Regions from separate parts of the Mus musculus genome. Here region 2 is linked to region 1. The links are chromatin loops, found by intact Hi-C in ENCODE. Cell type or tissue: left cerebral cortex. All regions are shown on one strand. Each heading gives the region's core, and the rest is flanking DNA. Links, peaks and the distances in the headings are about the cores only. Region 1 overlaps Anxa11 (annexin A11). Region 2 has its middle 19 kb from the start of Anxa11.

Region 1 (7,477 bases), core at 2,691-5,190:
ACACACACACACGCACACGCACACGCACACGCACACGCACACACACACAAAACTCATGTCTCAAAAGCCAGCTCCCCTCCTAGCCCCAGACAATGAGATGAGGACAAGGACAATGAGTAGGTATCACATGAGGGTCACATGGGCCAGGAAACTTAATGGTGTGTGTGTGTGAGTGTTGTGAGTGTGTGTGAGTGTGTGTGAGTGCGTGCCTCTGTGTGTGTGTGTGTGTGTGTGTGTGTGTGAGTGTGGTGTTGTGAGTGTATGCGTGTGCATGTGTGTAAGTGTGTGTGTGTGTGTGTGTGGTGTGTGTGTGTGTGTGTGTGTGTATGTGTGTGTACAGTGACTGTGCAATGGACACGGCGTGCTGGGTCAGGCTGAGGTGCAGATCATCTTCTGTTTCTAAAAGCACCATCATGATGGATGTAAAAAGGTTAGAGTCCTGAGTGAACTGTCTGGAGATAGCAAGGAAAGGAAGGCAGCAGAGAGGAACGGAATGGCTGTGCCCCGGATAGCAGAAGATAGAAAGTAGGGGCAGAGGCTTGGCTTTTATATCAGGCTGAATCTTGACTCTGCAGCTTACTGTGTGACCTCAGCTAAAGTGCTTAACTTCTTGTGCCAAATTTCTTGGCTATAAAGGGACCGTATATATACCTACCTCCTAAGGAGTCCTTAATGGGGCTAAATGGGCTCATCTATGCGGAACGAACAGCTGACACGCTGGTGTTTTTATGCTTAGTACTGCCCTAATGCTACCAGCAGCTTATTGGGACTTACAAAGGATGTGCATGTTAGCCCCTTACCTGAAACTACCTGTGTGTCCTGAAAGAACACCCACTGTCTCCATCATGGATATTCCTGTACACAACAGCTATCCAGCACAGTTAGCCCCTTGCCTGCTGTGTTTGAGCATTCCACCAACTTCTCGTGCTGGAGGTGGGTACTAGCCACTCCTGGGCCCAGGCCATTGCCAACGTGCCCCCCATCACACCCCACCCCTTACCACCCTCTAGACTCTAACAGGCAGCTGGGCTTCAGCCAGTCTCCTTTCCCTTCCAGATCATGCACAAAACTCTCATCGTCCAGTGGAGGTAGACTCCGTGCCCAGCGTGCCTCTGAGTGCGTAGTTCTTTCATGGTGCCTGACTAGAGAAGGACCCTCTACTCACAGAACACACACCGCCAGATGGCTGTAAAGCCCTGACAGGACTTGCTTCCTGGTCAAAATCAAACTAGATCTAGGGAGAGAGCGAGCCCAAGCTAAGATGCGGGATTTGGGCCTGTGTGGAATTCGGTTCATCTAGAGCTGGATGTCGGGGTGTACACAGAAGTGGGGACAGACATGGCAGACAGGTGGGTGCTCAGAAAGCTCGGGGACTGGTAGGACTTCTCTGTCTTCCACTGTCTTCGTTCTAGCCCTACTTCTTCCCACCTCACCTGGGTCCCTGCCTCTGCTGCTTGGGCCCCTTAGACATGTTGCTGTTATTTGCTAGTAAGAGTCCTGCAACAGCCTGGCACCCCTTCTTGTTATCACCCATGTCCTCCACAACCCTAGCCTGGCCATTTCTTGAAATGGAGACATAGGTATTTCCTGTGAGAAGATGGCATGTTATCTGCATCTTGGAAAAACTACCAGTTGCTCCTTCTAACGCTCATGGGCTGTAGCCAGGAACGCACAGAAGTCAGGCTAGGTAGCAACTGGTCAGTGGGTAACACGGCGCCCAGCCCCCCTCCGCCTGGGCTGTGGCTATGCGGACTCACACAAGCACAATGACACACCTTGATAGCTTCCTTTATCTCATAGACATCAAACAGGACCGGGGTCTTCATCAGGGCCAGGATAGTCTTCTCAAAGTTTCCCGACAGTTCTGATTTTAGGTCTTTGATCAAATCCTGATTGGATAAACAAATGAAAGCTCCACAGATGAAGAGCGTTGGAGATGATAGAGCCGACGGTGTCAATACCAGCCACGGGGAGCACCCTGAGCTGGAGCACTAACACAGGCAGTACTCGTGTACTGGAAGCCTTTTCCTCCAAACACTTACACCAACTAAACCTCCCAGGAGGCCCGAAAGCAGAGGAGGGGCAAGTGAGGCCGGGCAGGGAAGAAGTGTTGTATCTACAGGCTTATCTTGGCAAACCTACCCTAACTAAGCTCATGGTCATCCTGGAGGTCCAGCCTCAGCAGAGTCAGTGGGCCTGGAGCTGTGCTGGCGCAGGCCCTCACTGTCTTCCTGCCCTCCCTCTCTGCACCTCACCTTGCCATAGGCCGTCTTGAAGGATAGGAGGATCTGCTGACGCTGCTTGTTGGACCGGCTCCCCAGGCAGTCGATGATGGCCTGCTCATCCGTTCCTAGGAAAGAGGCAGGAGTAGGCACACTGTGGGATATGAGGATGCTCAGTGGCCATGGACTCTCCCGGCCTAGGGCCTTCCATAACACAGCTCCTCCTCCATCTCCCAGGGGCCTACACAGTGACCTGCACAGGGAACTAGGGGCAGGGGTGAGTTTGGAGTCAGTCTGCTCTCTTACCAAAGCCCTTCATAGCCTTGCGCAGGACCTCGGCATCTCGCAAGGGGTCAAATCCAGAAGCAGCAGTGATGGTACCTCGGTTTCCAAACTACTCAGACAAATAGCCACAGGTAAGATGACCCACCCATGCCGCCCCGAGGTGTAAGACTCTTCTACCTCTTCGTATCCCACAAACACCCCCTTCTCTAAGCACTGAGGTACCTAAAGGAGCAGGAAATCAAAAGCACTGGACAAATAGCCCCAAGGTTCACGGGTCAATGTGGTGTTTAGGAAGTAGCGGCTGGAAAGATATTAGGTCACTAGAGACGGAGCAGGTCCTTGAGGGGAATATTGGGGCCCGAGCCCCTTTCATTATTTACTTCCAGTCTGCTATGCTTTGGTTTACCAAGTGTTCTCTGCCACAATGTTCTGCCCACCACAGGCCCACAGTCACAAAGCCAAGAAGCCATCGATGGAAACCATGAGCCCTAATCAACCTTCCTCCTTTTAAGGTGTGCTCCCCTCAGGTGTTTACAAACAGGCTTATTGTAGCCTAGTGAGTGGCCTTTCTAGTGGCTAGAACACGCTGGTTATCACCGCAATAAGGGGCATGATGGGGAACAGACGGGAGCAACAGTGGGCAGCCGCTCAGGGTGGGGAAGAGTGGGCAGTGTTGCAGTGGAATGAAAGCAAGGAGGTGATGGACCCTCTAGAATAGTCTAAAACTAGGCAGCCAGCGCATACCACCAGCCCTGTGCTTGGCTGGTTTGGCCATGTAACCATGACAATGAATTCCAGGCATTGCTAACACAAACTGATCTCCAGAATGAGCCAAAATAAATCCTGGAGGAGCTGCCAATCTTCCCTATCCAGAGAGGATTCTGAGACTCCTTCACATTTGTCTAGGAAGTCACAGAAGGGGCCTACTGGGCATGAGGCCATGATGCTGGAAGCCTCTGGAGTAATCTCACGGAAGAGCAACCACCAGGGCTGTGCTTCCAGACCTTGTGTGTTTGCCTTCGGTGGGCACACAAGAGAAATTAGAGCTCTTTTGTATGTTGTAGCTGGAGGCCTGAGCCTTCCCTTCAATCCTCTAAGAACTTGTTGGCTAGACCAGAGATCTGTGCTTGAACGCAGTTTGGACAAGCACTTACCTGGGCTGGTGGCACAGCAGGGGTGATGGTACTAGATCCCGAGTATCCTGGGTAACTTGGCACTGGCTGCTGCCCAGGGGGTGGCATTGGTGACTGCCCAGGATAGGTCATTGGAGGCTGCCCAGGATAGGCCCCTGGGGGCTGCTGCCCAGTGGGTGGCATAGGCTGGCCTGGCACAGGGGCCCCTGGGTAGGCTGGATATGAAGGCATCCCAGGAGGTGGGTTTCCTCCTGGGGGCGGATACATTCCATAAGGAGGGACAGGCTGCTGGGCAGGAGGGGGCTGCCCAAAGCCACCAGGAGGGACTGGAGGATAGCCACCCCCAGGAGCCCCAGGATACAGATTTGGCACGTTGGCTCCTCCAAATGTTCCAGACATGTTGGCTGCCTGCCAAGTACACAAAACAGAGCCTGAGAAACATAGGCCCAGAAAGACAGCACCTTGTCTGTTTACCCTTCCCTTATAGAGTTCTGCAATGGCTCTAGGCAGGGAGCCTCCTACAGAACCGCCCCCCACCACTCCCCCAGCACTATGTATACCTAGCAATAGATGCAGGCATCACAATGCTAGGCTCAGCACACAATGCTAGGCTCAGGCTTGCTGCCACCCCACTATGGGACAAGAAGGACAATCTGGCCACTGATGATGGTACACTGGCTCAGTGTATGCAGGGCAGCTGGGCTCTGACATGGACTCTGCATGTGAACCAGAACTTCTAATCTGTCCCTTCTGCAAGAAGCATGGGAACCTGAAAGAGGAAGCTACTTCTTCCAACCAAGAGCCACTAACTAGGTAGAGCTAACCACTCAAAGACCCAGAAAGTACAGGGGTTCCTTCTGCAGGCATGAGGTGGCCCTGTCACACCAGTCTGCTAACAGTCAGTCAAGGTGAGGTAGGTGAGGCCCGGCACATGCCCAGAACAAAAGCCTGAATCCTCACCTCAGCCTCTTATGCCACTGAGAAATGGGTCCCAATATCTTCATCCCTCACCCTACCTATCCCTCACGTCCCCTCTTTAATGACCAAGGCCTGCTCACTGTCCCCAAGGTCATCAGGTCCACGGCACCTTAAGGACTGGCCATCCCTAGAAATTTGCATAGTACATTTCTCTACCATGTCAGATCTTTGTTTGAGGTCTCCTCCTCCTCCTCCTCCTCCTCCTCCTCCTCCTCCTCCTCCTCCTCCACAACAACAACAACAACAACTTTTCGAGACAGGGTTTCTCTGTGTAGCCCTGGCTGTTCTGGAACCTGCTCTGTAGACCAGGCTGCCCCTGAACTCCCAAGTGCTGGGATTAAAGGTGTGCACCACTACCACCTGGCTCAGGGTCCCTTTCCAGTCCCCACCAGCACCTCTGAACCTCTCCTGTATTATTACTGTCCTGTCCATCCCTCCCGCCCTGGGCTGGGGCTTGAGTTTATGGCCTCACATATTCTAGGTAAGCACTCTACTACTAACAGTACATCCCCATTCTCTTTCTGCTTCTTTTTCTTTTCCTTTTCCTTTTCTTTTTCTTTTCTCCTTTTTATTTTGAGACAATGTCTAAGTTGTCCAGGGAGGCCTTGAACTCACTTTGTAGCCCAAACAGGTCATGAACTTGGGATCCTCCTGCTTCAGTTTTCCAAGAAGCTAAGGTTAGAGGCCTATGCTATCAGGGCCGTGTATCTACTTTCCTAGCTTCTTGCTCTTCTCTCCCTCCCTCAACCACCTCTGCCCTTCCCTCGAAGACCGGGCCTCTCTATGTTGCCCAGGCTGAGTTTGAAGTCTTCATCTTCACAGATTCACCTACCAAATGTTAAGCATTTGCTGTGATGCCCAGAAGTGCCTGCCACTGATCAGTATTGTCACCTGCTAACTTACATCATGTCCTGTCTCCTTGACACAGATGCTAAGTGTGCCTGGACTGAGATTTGTGTGTGCGCAGATGCATGTGGAGACAGAAGTCCTCCTTTTTTGGCACAGTATTTATCACTGGTCATGGAATCACCATGTAGGCTAGACTGGCTAGTCAGCCAGTCCAATGGATCTGCCAGTCTCTGCCTCCCTAGCACTGGGATTACAAGGACAACGCCTGCCTTTGTACACATGGGTCCTGGGAACTGCACTCGGCCTAATGCTGGTATGGAATAAGCACCTTAGACCTGGCTATCTCTCTAGCCCAGGGGTTTTGTTTGCTGCACTCACATATTCCCAGCACCTAGAACTGGGCCTTGGCATAAATTTGGGTACCTTCTAGTAGCAGTGTTTCCCCTAAACACACATTTGGTTTCCGATTATAAAATAACATCCTTTAAAAAGCAAAACAACAAATAAAAGCATGTACATTCTAACCTACCTGCTTCACGGCACCAAGACCCAACCAGAACAGCCTTGTACGTGCTCGCCCCCGCAGCTCTCCACACATATGCTCACCTCCCTGCAGGCTTCGTGCTCAGCTCATGAGAAATTCCCAATAAACTTCCTGCAGGCACCAGCCTAACCCAATCTCCTCGGACCTGAGAGACCTTCAGTGCCAAGAATCTCTTCCTCTAATATAGATGGGGGGAGGGGGGAGCCAGAGTAGGGTGGGTGTTAAGTAGATGACCTCATATTCTAAGTTGCTGCTCAGCATTCTATGCTCACAGAAACAGGCATGAGGTCTCCCTGAGAACTTGGGGTAAGCAGCCTTGATCCCTATAGCCCTGGCCCAGGGATACCTTGGCAGGGGCCTGACTTACCATGCCTGAGAGGTAGTCCTGGTTGAACTGCCCCGCATAGTTGGCTACGTTATCCAGCCCGATAGGGGGCATGCTGGGAGGAGGGTAGCCAGCACCTCCCCAGGGACCACCACCTGAAAGCAACACCAAGCCATTATTAGCTCTGTATCCCTGGCCCACTGACAGAACAGAAAAGAGGGCTGCAGAGGGGCTGCTGTGATAACCAAGGAAGACCAGCATCCAGCCAATGTTATAAAGACCCAGAAAGAATGGAACAAGAGGGCCAGGGAAAGCAGAGGAAGAAGGCAGGTCCAGCCCCAGTGGGGAGTCAGGCATGCTTTGTCCTCTCAAAGCCAGCACCACTGGGTGAGAGGACAGATCCATCCTTAGGCTCTGTGCGGAGCTGAGCATGTGACAGCCATGGACTCCAGGAATGCTGAGGATTCTCAGATGGAGAGAAATGAAGCCACGTCAGAGGGCAGGGACACTGTGAAGGACGGTATCAAGGAGCCCGTTGGGAGACCACATGGCTGGCTGTGTGTCCTGGGGCAAGGCTCTGAACCACTCATTCATGTCTGCAGAAGTGTGACCTCCAGCTGCTGAGGTAAGGGCTGAGGAGTTGACATGTGATGTCACAGACGGCAGTGTTTTTGCTGAAGAGGGGACTGAGGTCACTACTGCCAGATCAGAGAAAGGTCTAGCTTGGCTAGATATGCTCTGTGACAGTGATCAAGGTACTTCCCTGGTCCGTTTGTTCGTTTCTGCTGGATTCCCTCAATGGTAACTATCTTTGCAGTGCAGTGGCCCCTGTCTCCTTACCCAGAATCCCTCAGTTTCCTTACTACCATGGAAACCAAATGTTTTCAGGAAACAGTTCAGGGTAGGGCAGGGCAGGCGAGTCTTCAGAAGGAAGATTAGCTGAGTCACTGCCCCAGTTGGGTGGTCTCACCCCATCACCAGGGGATCCTGGAAGCCATGGGGAAGGGGATACAGAAAGGGACAGTGGCCTTTGGTATTGGCCTCAGTAGGAGAGACCCCGATGCTGCAAAATCCAAAATCATACTCCTTGAAACAGAGTGGGTGTGTTAGTAGCAACACTTTGCAGGATACTCCTGTAGGT
Region 2 (7,477 bases), core at 2,833-5,332, 50 kb after region 1:
CCGGCAATCTGTTCTAATCTTCTGGCTCCTTCTCATTCTCTGGCTTGTTCTATCTTCACCTGAAACCTATCTTTGTAAGACTATCTCAGTAAAACTGCCTCTGATGACTGTATGGAACTGTAGGGAACTCACAGAGGACCTCAACTCCACTGCAATAACTGAACGGAACTCAGCTATACTCCCGAAGAGCCCAAAGTAATTCCCAGCATTGGTCTGTATCTATTGTATATATCACTACATTGTATCTATCGCCCCCATTTCACTGCATATCCTCTAGCCCTACATTCTTTTCAGCTTCAGTAAAACCACCTGGCCTGTGTTAGCTCCATAAAAGCTGAGATAAGACTGCTGCCTTGTTCAAATAGCCTTGAGCCTGTACAAACATCCTGCTATCATAAAAAGTCACATGCAGGACTAACCCTCAATTTATGAATTCCTTCTTTCCCACCCCCTGAACATCGGCTTGTGGTTTTATGCTTTAAGAACCTGCTCCCTCCTTCCAAGGTTGAGGCTTCAACTCCCTATCCTGACTGCCTCCCTAGCCAGCTAGAAGTGCTTCTCGAGGTGAATAAAGTTGCTTCTGGTTTGTTTCTGACTCTGGTGGTCCTGCCCTCATTATTAACACAACCCTAGACCCCACCCCACCCCAACACTCCACTCTGAACTACACCAAACTGACTCAACTGACTTACACTCACGAATTGTTCTCCACTCACACACCGTTGTTGGGGATTAAGGGCGTGTCTGTATTCCAGCCGGAGCGATTAAAGATGTGTGTCATTGAAGCCAGATCACACAGACCTAGAAGGTCTTAGGCTGTGATCCCTTGTCAGAGCAGCCGTGTTGCTGGATTAAAATTCCTCTACACAATACAGCCAATCTACATGTTCATCTCCCATGGTAAGGGATAGAAGGGACTCCCAGGTCCAAAGGAAACTTCATCTTCCCATATTCCAAAAGGCAGAAAAGATAAATGGTCAGCTGTGGTACCTATTAGCATAACACAATTGACGTTGGCTTCCAGGGTCCCAACATCACAAGTGGCTGTTACACATTGCAGAGTCCATACTAGCATCCCCAGCTCTCCTCACCTCCTCCCCTGTCCCAAACTACTGAGAAGACACCTTCAGGGTGTGTCCATGAGCAAGTGATGGCAGGCTTTCGGTATTGTCATTTCTGTGGCCCTTGACCAGTTTTCTTTTTCTTTCTTTCTCCCCCCCCCCCCCACCCCCCGAGACAGGGTTTCTCTGTATAGCCCTGGCTGTCCTGGAACTCACTTTGTAGACCAGGCTGGCCTCAAATCCAGAAATCTGCCTGCCTCTGCCTCCCAAGTGCTGGGATTAAAGGCATGCGCCACCACACCCAGTTTATTGATCAGTTTTCTACTGTAATGCAAATGTTTGTAAATGCTTGTCTTCCCAAAAGGTGATTCCCAGGGATTATTATATTAAAAAGCAAGCTCCTCCGGTGGGGAAGGTCAAACAGCCCTCAGTGACAAAGGGTAACCCTTAAACAATGGATCAAGTGTTCTCTTGCTGCGGATTGGTTCAGACTGGAATGACAACTGGATCTGGGGAGGCCTTACGGAGGCAGGACTTCTGAGCAAGAGAGGAGACACAGGCAGGGAGCAGAAGGGAGACAGACGGGGCTGGAAGCATACAGTGAGAGCCACGAGGAGAGACTGGGAGGGGATAAGTCAGGATAAGTTAGATGAGCTAGCTAGAGACTGGCCCCAGCAAAAGGCCACAGCTTTAAACCAAATAGATACCTCTTACCTCTGTGTCTTAATTAAACTTCAAGTGGGACAGGTCAAGTTATTCATTCTCATTGTGGCCCTGCTATTTCAACTAGGTCCCCCCCCTTTTTGCCTACTCTTCCTCTCTCCCCCCCTTCTCTTTGTCTTCCTTGCTCTGTCTCCCTCTCTCTTCCTTGCTCTGTCTCCCTGCTCCTCCCCCCTCCCCCGCACTCTTTTGTTCTCTCACACTCTTCCTCTATTCTCCCTCCATCCCACCCTGATCAGGTGCAGTCCGATGCCCATCTTCAGTCTTTCAATCTCTCCCCTGGACTCTTCCAGATGCCCCTGGATGTCTCTCCCCCGTACTCTCCAATAAAAACAGTCACCCTGACTGCAGCCCACATCAGTTTGTCCATCAGGTGCCAAGACTGAGGAGAGGCATACAGGACATAAATGGACTCTGCCTCTCCTAACCAAACCACGTTGCTAATTTGACTCTCCTAAGGTGTGGCTCATTTGCATCTGCTGGTTTCTACCACCCACTACTTTCCACTCTAGATTTTAGGGTCTGCCTCTCCAACGGCTTCTTCCCTCCCTGCCTCTCAGCTGGGATCAGGTCGTCTCTTGGAGCCTGCTATACACCCTGGGTGCCCATCAGGTGCAGATGCTCTGCCCCTCTCCTCTTACTTGGGTGTCACCTCAGAGCCACCTGCTCTGGCTCCTAGATCCCGCTACTGCTACGAAAGTCACATAGATACATCAGGCAGCGTCTGACATCCTATGGAAAGAGATGTCTCTCCTTTGTGATTTGGGCATCTCTCCCTGGCACGTTTCTCTTGTCTGCTTGAGGGTGCCCTGGATTGAAATTCTTGTCATGAAAACACTTCCCCTTCTCTCTCCCACCTTTGCTCTCCCTCCCTGCAAGCTCTCAGCTTGCTTCAGGAGCTTCCTGGAATCCTTGCTCTGGTGGAATTCCTGTTTATGACTCTTTCCCTAAGCACATTTCCCACTAGGGGCTTCCTGCTCTAAGATAAATATGTGCTTCCAGTATCTTAGAGACAGAGGGGCTCTTAGACAGTGAAATCCTCCCTCTGTTTGTGACAAGTTTCTTAGGCGCTCTTACCCCATCTTCTCTCCCGCTTGTGCTGTCTCTATAGCCATGAATTCTTCCCAGTTAGAGCACTTCTCACCCGCTTTCTCTAATCTCTTCCTCCCAAGAAATCTATTGTCTTACAGCAAGCAGCTTGGCCTCAGTACAGTTCCAATGGCCAAAGATGATAGACTTAATTTTCAAATTCTCACAGATTGTAACAACTCCTGCCACTGTACAAATAAATAATCCCCAAATCCTTTTCTTCAGACTTTCTCTGCTCTCCGCTCTCAAAATACTCTTCTGTATGGGGCTCCTTTGTCTCCTGTTCTTAAGTCTGAGCCTTCTTCGCTCTCTGCTTGTTCTAGTCCCTCCCTCTAATCACTGGATTTAGTCTTACTGGATTCAAAGGTCTTTTGGATATGGGTAATATTTTAAAATTTGTTTTATGCTGTTCTACTCCATAAAAAATAGTTGGCTCTGTAGTTGGGTTGTAACACTCCTTCTCCAGACCCATTCCTGTGTATTTAAAAGTTTCCTCCAAAATCTCTGTCTTGGGACAGGCAGGCCACCTGACTTTGTGACTGGGAGAAGGATAACACAACAGAGCTTTAAAACAGCTGCAAAGTAACCTATTCCCAACATCTCATATCCTCTTCTGGGGTTACTCAACTCTCCAAATACTCCCCTCCCTTAAGTCTCTAAAACTTGGGCCAAAGTATAAAGTTTATCTCAAGATTTGTAAGGACAGTTGTGTAAAGTCATTGGGTGTAGTTTAAAAAAATCTATAAAATCCCTAACCAAAAGTCAGTTTAAAGCTTATAACAAGGCAGGTGGAGAGATGGCTCAGTGGTTAAGAGTACTGAATGCTCTTCCAGAGGATCTGAGCTCAATTCCCAGCACCTACACAGCAACTCAAAACTGTCTGCAACTCCAGTTTCAGGGGGTTCTGACACCCTCCCTTTGGCATACATGCTGGCAAAAGACCAATGTGCAGAAAACAAAAATAAGAAATTATTTTTAAAAAACTTTTGTAACAAAAAAGCTGATAGTTTAAAAAAATCTATACATAGGTAATCTTAATTTGCTAAAGCATGCTTGTATGTAACTTGGAGTCAACTCTTTTTTTTTTTTTTAATGTGAGTACATTGTAGCTGTCTTCAGACACACCAGAAGAGGGCAGCAGATCTTATTACAGATGGCTGTGAGCCACCATGCCGTTACTGGGAATTGAACTCAGGACCTCTGGAAGAGCAGTCAGTGCTCTTAAGCACTGAGCCATCTCTCCAGCCCCTGGAGTTAACTCTTGCTTATAAAAATAGGACTTATTGTTGGCATTCCTTCTAGGCTCTGCCCAACAGTTACCTGGCAACAGCCAGGTGGACATGGCTTCCTATAAAAGGGCCTATTTATCCCCTCCTCTCTCTTACTCTCTCTGGCCCTTCTCTCTCTGACTCTCTTCTTCCCTGGCCCCTTTTCTTCCTCACTCCCCCTCTCTATCCATGTGTTCCTGGTTGGCCTCTTCTCTCTCTCTCTCTCTCTCTCTCTCTCTCTCTCTCTCTCTCTCTCTCTCTCTCTCTCTCTCTCTCTCTCTCCTTTCTCAATTCCCCCTTCCCATGCCCTAAATAAACTCGGTTCTATACTATACCATCATATGGCTGGTCCCTCAGGGGGAAGGGATGCCTCAGCATGGGCTCACAGGGGCACCCCTTCCATCTCACCATACCTGGTTCTACAAAACACATCCCAGTTCTCCTTTTCGTAAAACACAACACTTATTATCAACATATGTTTGATGAATAAGGTATGTTTGATAAATAAGGCTTATAAACTCCTAAGGCCTACTCAGTTTGGAAGAAATGGACTTGAAGGTATAGGTCTAGCCTCTTTGTCTTTGCTAAACTTTGCTAAGTTTTAGCTACTTGGATAAATGGAGTTATACAAGAAATCATATTCTGTAATGTTACACTATGAAACAATCAGGAAAGTAAAGTTCTCTGCTGCTATTTAAGGGTTGTTTTTGTTTTTGTTTTTGGTTTTTTAGAGGCAGGGTTTCTCTGCGTGGCCCTGGCTGTCCTGGAACTCACTTTGTAGACCAGGCTGACTTTGAACTCAGAAATCTGCCTGCCTCTGCCTCCTCCGGAGTGCTGGGACTAAAGGTGTGTGCCACCACCGCCCAGCTTAAGTTTAAGGTTTTAAACTTTATTTAAACTGTATTTCTTTACAGTGACTGCTCCCACTAATCAATTTGACTCTACAATTCCTCCAAAACCAGCTCTGGCCTACAAAACCAAAGGATCCTCAACTTGCTCACTGCTGAAAGGGGAGGCACCGGCTTCCTCCTCAAAGAATGCTGTTATTATGTAGAGCAGTCTGGCCAGGTGGAAGACCATATTAAAGACTTACTGAGCTGAAAGGACTCTACAGCCTCCAGGAGCCAACTCTTTTACAGAATTCTTGTCCTGGTCCTCTTTGAGGCCATAGCTCTCACATGTCTCTATCCCTCTGATTTCCATATTCCCTGTAATAATGATTGTCCTCTGTCTCTTTCAGTCCTTTCGGGGAAGAATTGATGGAATTACCCAATGGTCGGCAAACCGGATGCTTCTGGTGGAAATTCCTCAGGTCTCCTACCCTTACCTTGTGTACTCCTGCTCTCATCTTTACCACCTTGAACCCTGCTTTGGATCAGCACTCTCGACTGCTGCCAAGCAGCCTGCACTTCCCTGGTCTTAGGTGGTTCTTCAGAACCTGGGAACTGAAGATGTTCCCTGCTATTGCCTGACTCCCTTCCCCAACTCCCAGCCTTGGCCAGTGTCTTAGTTTGGGTTTCTAGAGCTGTGGAGAGACACCAAGACCACAGCAACTCTTATAAAGGAAAACATTTAATTGGGGCTGGCCCTTACAGTTTCAGAAGTTTAGCCATGGCAGGAAACATGGTGGCATGCAGGTAGACATGGTGCTGGAGAAGGAGCTAAGAGTTCTACAGAGTTGATCTGCAGGCAGCGGAAGCAACTGTGTGCCACACTGGGCCTAGCTTGAACTTATGAGACCACAAACCCACCTCCACAGTGACACACTTCCTCCAAGAAGGCCACACCTACTCCAACTAGACCACACCTTTTATTTATTTGTTTGTTTGTTTGTTTGTTTATTCTGAGACAGGGTTTCTCTGTGTAGCCCTGGCTGTCCTGGAATTCACTCTGTAGACCAGGCTGGCCTTGAACTCAGAAATCCACCTGCTTCTGCCTCCCAAGTGCTGGGATTAAAGGTGTGTGCCACCACTGCCCAGCTACTGCTTCTGCTTCTGCTTCTGCTTCTGCTGCTTCTTCTTCTTCTTCTTCTTCTTCTTCTTCTTCTTCTTCTTCTTCTTCTTCTTCTTCTTCTTCTTCTTCTTCTTCTTCTTCTTCTTCTTCTTGTTTTTAAAGAATTATTTATTTATTTTATATACATGAGTACACTGTAGCTGTCTTCAGACACACCAGAAGAGGGCAGCAGATCTTATTACAGATGGTTGTGACCCACCACGTTGTTGCTGGGAATTGAACTCAGGACCTCTGGAAGAGCAGTCAGTGTTCTTAAGCACTGAGCCATCTCTCCAGACCCCTAGGTCACATCTTCTAGTAGTGCTGTTCCCTATAGGCCTAACATTTAAACCCATGATTCTGTGGGGGTCATTCCTATTCAACACACCTGGCATTCCAGCCTTGCTGAGCCCTGACAAGCACATCCAGATTTCAGCTGAGAAGCAGTTACAGAAGAGATAATGTCGTCCCCTTTCAGCAACAAAAGGCTGGGGCCTCAGATCCGAGGAAAACTCCATTTCCCTAAGTCCCAAAAGACAGAAGGGACAGATGGCTAACTGTGGTGTCTGTTAAGCATCTCAAAGCTCAGGCTGGCCTCCAGGCTACTTCAGTGTCACAGTACCTGTTACACATTTCAGAGTCCACGGTAACATCCCAGCTCTTCTCCCCTCCTCCCTTCCTCTCAACTCCCTCCAGTTCAGGACACCGCCGCCCCCATTCTTCTTATAACACTGATACTTCAGCGATCTCCCCCCTTCTGCCCCTTCTCCCTCTCTCTTCCTTGCTTTGTCTCCCTCTCTGTCTCCCCACGCCCACCTCTCTCACTCTCTTGCTCTCCTGTGCTCTCCCTCTCTCAAGGCCCCAACTTTGCTCCTGTTTTTCTCCTGGCCAGGTTCAATCTGTTGGCCATCCATGTTCAGTCTACTCTTTCTCTGCTCTGACTTTTCTAGATGTCCCTGGCTGTTCTCTCCCTCATATATACAATAAACGCCCTTCCCCCTTAACCCTACCATGGAGTGGTCACGCTATCAGTCTATACAGAAGTGTAATAGGCTACTGAACTATAGCTTTTCTCAAGGATACTTTAAGTGCTAAAACTATCTTGGGTAAAGCTGGTCTCTGGTCATGTAGACCAGCCATAAATTCACTGGTCATGTAGAATAGCCATACATTCCTATACACTGTGTCCCTGACCTCAAGGCCATGAGAACTGTCTGACCACTTACCTGTTGTCTCTCTGCTTCCGCAAACAAGGATTGCTTGGTGCAAATGTCCGCAGCTGTCTTTCTAGATACATCACAGAAGAAGGTTTTGCCTTGAAAACTTGAACAAATTGGAGGTTGGGGC

Evidence for each region. Hi-C counts contacts between places; a loop is a spot of excess contacts. Peaks named below come from ENCODE experiments on the same cell type or tissue, not always from the same donor. Only the 100,000 strongest peaks of a DNase experiment are listed, where the experiment ranks them.
Region 2: it touches region 1 in a loop (2.0-fold over the local background); 6 of 42 quality-filtered maps call a loop at or near these places.

What each region holds. Positions count from the first base shown.
Region 1 is chr14:25,869,083-25,876,559 of GRCm38, reverse strand. It overlaps Anxa11 (annexin A11), which reads right to left. Exons shown (of 15, transcript NM_013469.2): 3 at 6,379-6,491; 4 at 3,662-4,048; 5 at 2,529-2,616; 6 at 2,256-2,350; 7 at 1,776-1,889. Among named protein-coding and RNA genes, the nearest start is that of Plac9a, 30 kb to the left of the region's middle. In left cerebral cortex, for the core only: no CTCF peak of the experiment used is centred there; DNase peaks (open chromatin) are centred at 3,356 and 4,050; H3K27ac peaks cover 949 bases.
Region 2 is chr14:25,819,307-25,826,783 of GRCm38, reverse strand. No RefSeq gene overlaps it. Among named protein-coding and RNA genes, the nearest start is that of Anxa11, 19 kb to the left of the region's middle. In left cerebral cortex, for the core only: a CTCF peak has its summit at 4,028 (motif pointing right); no DNase peak of the experiment used is centred there.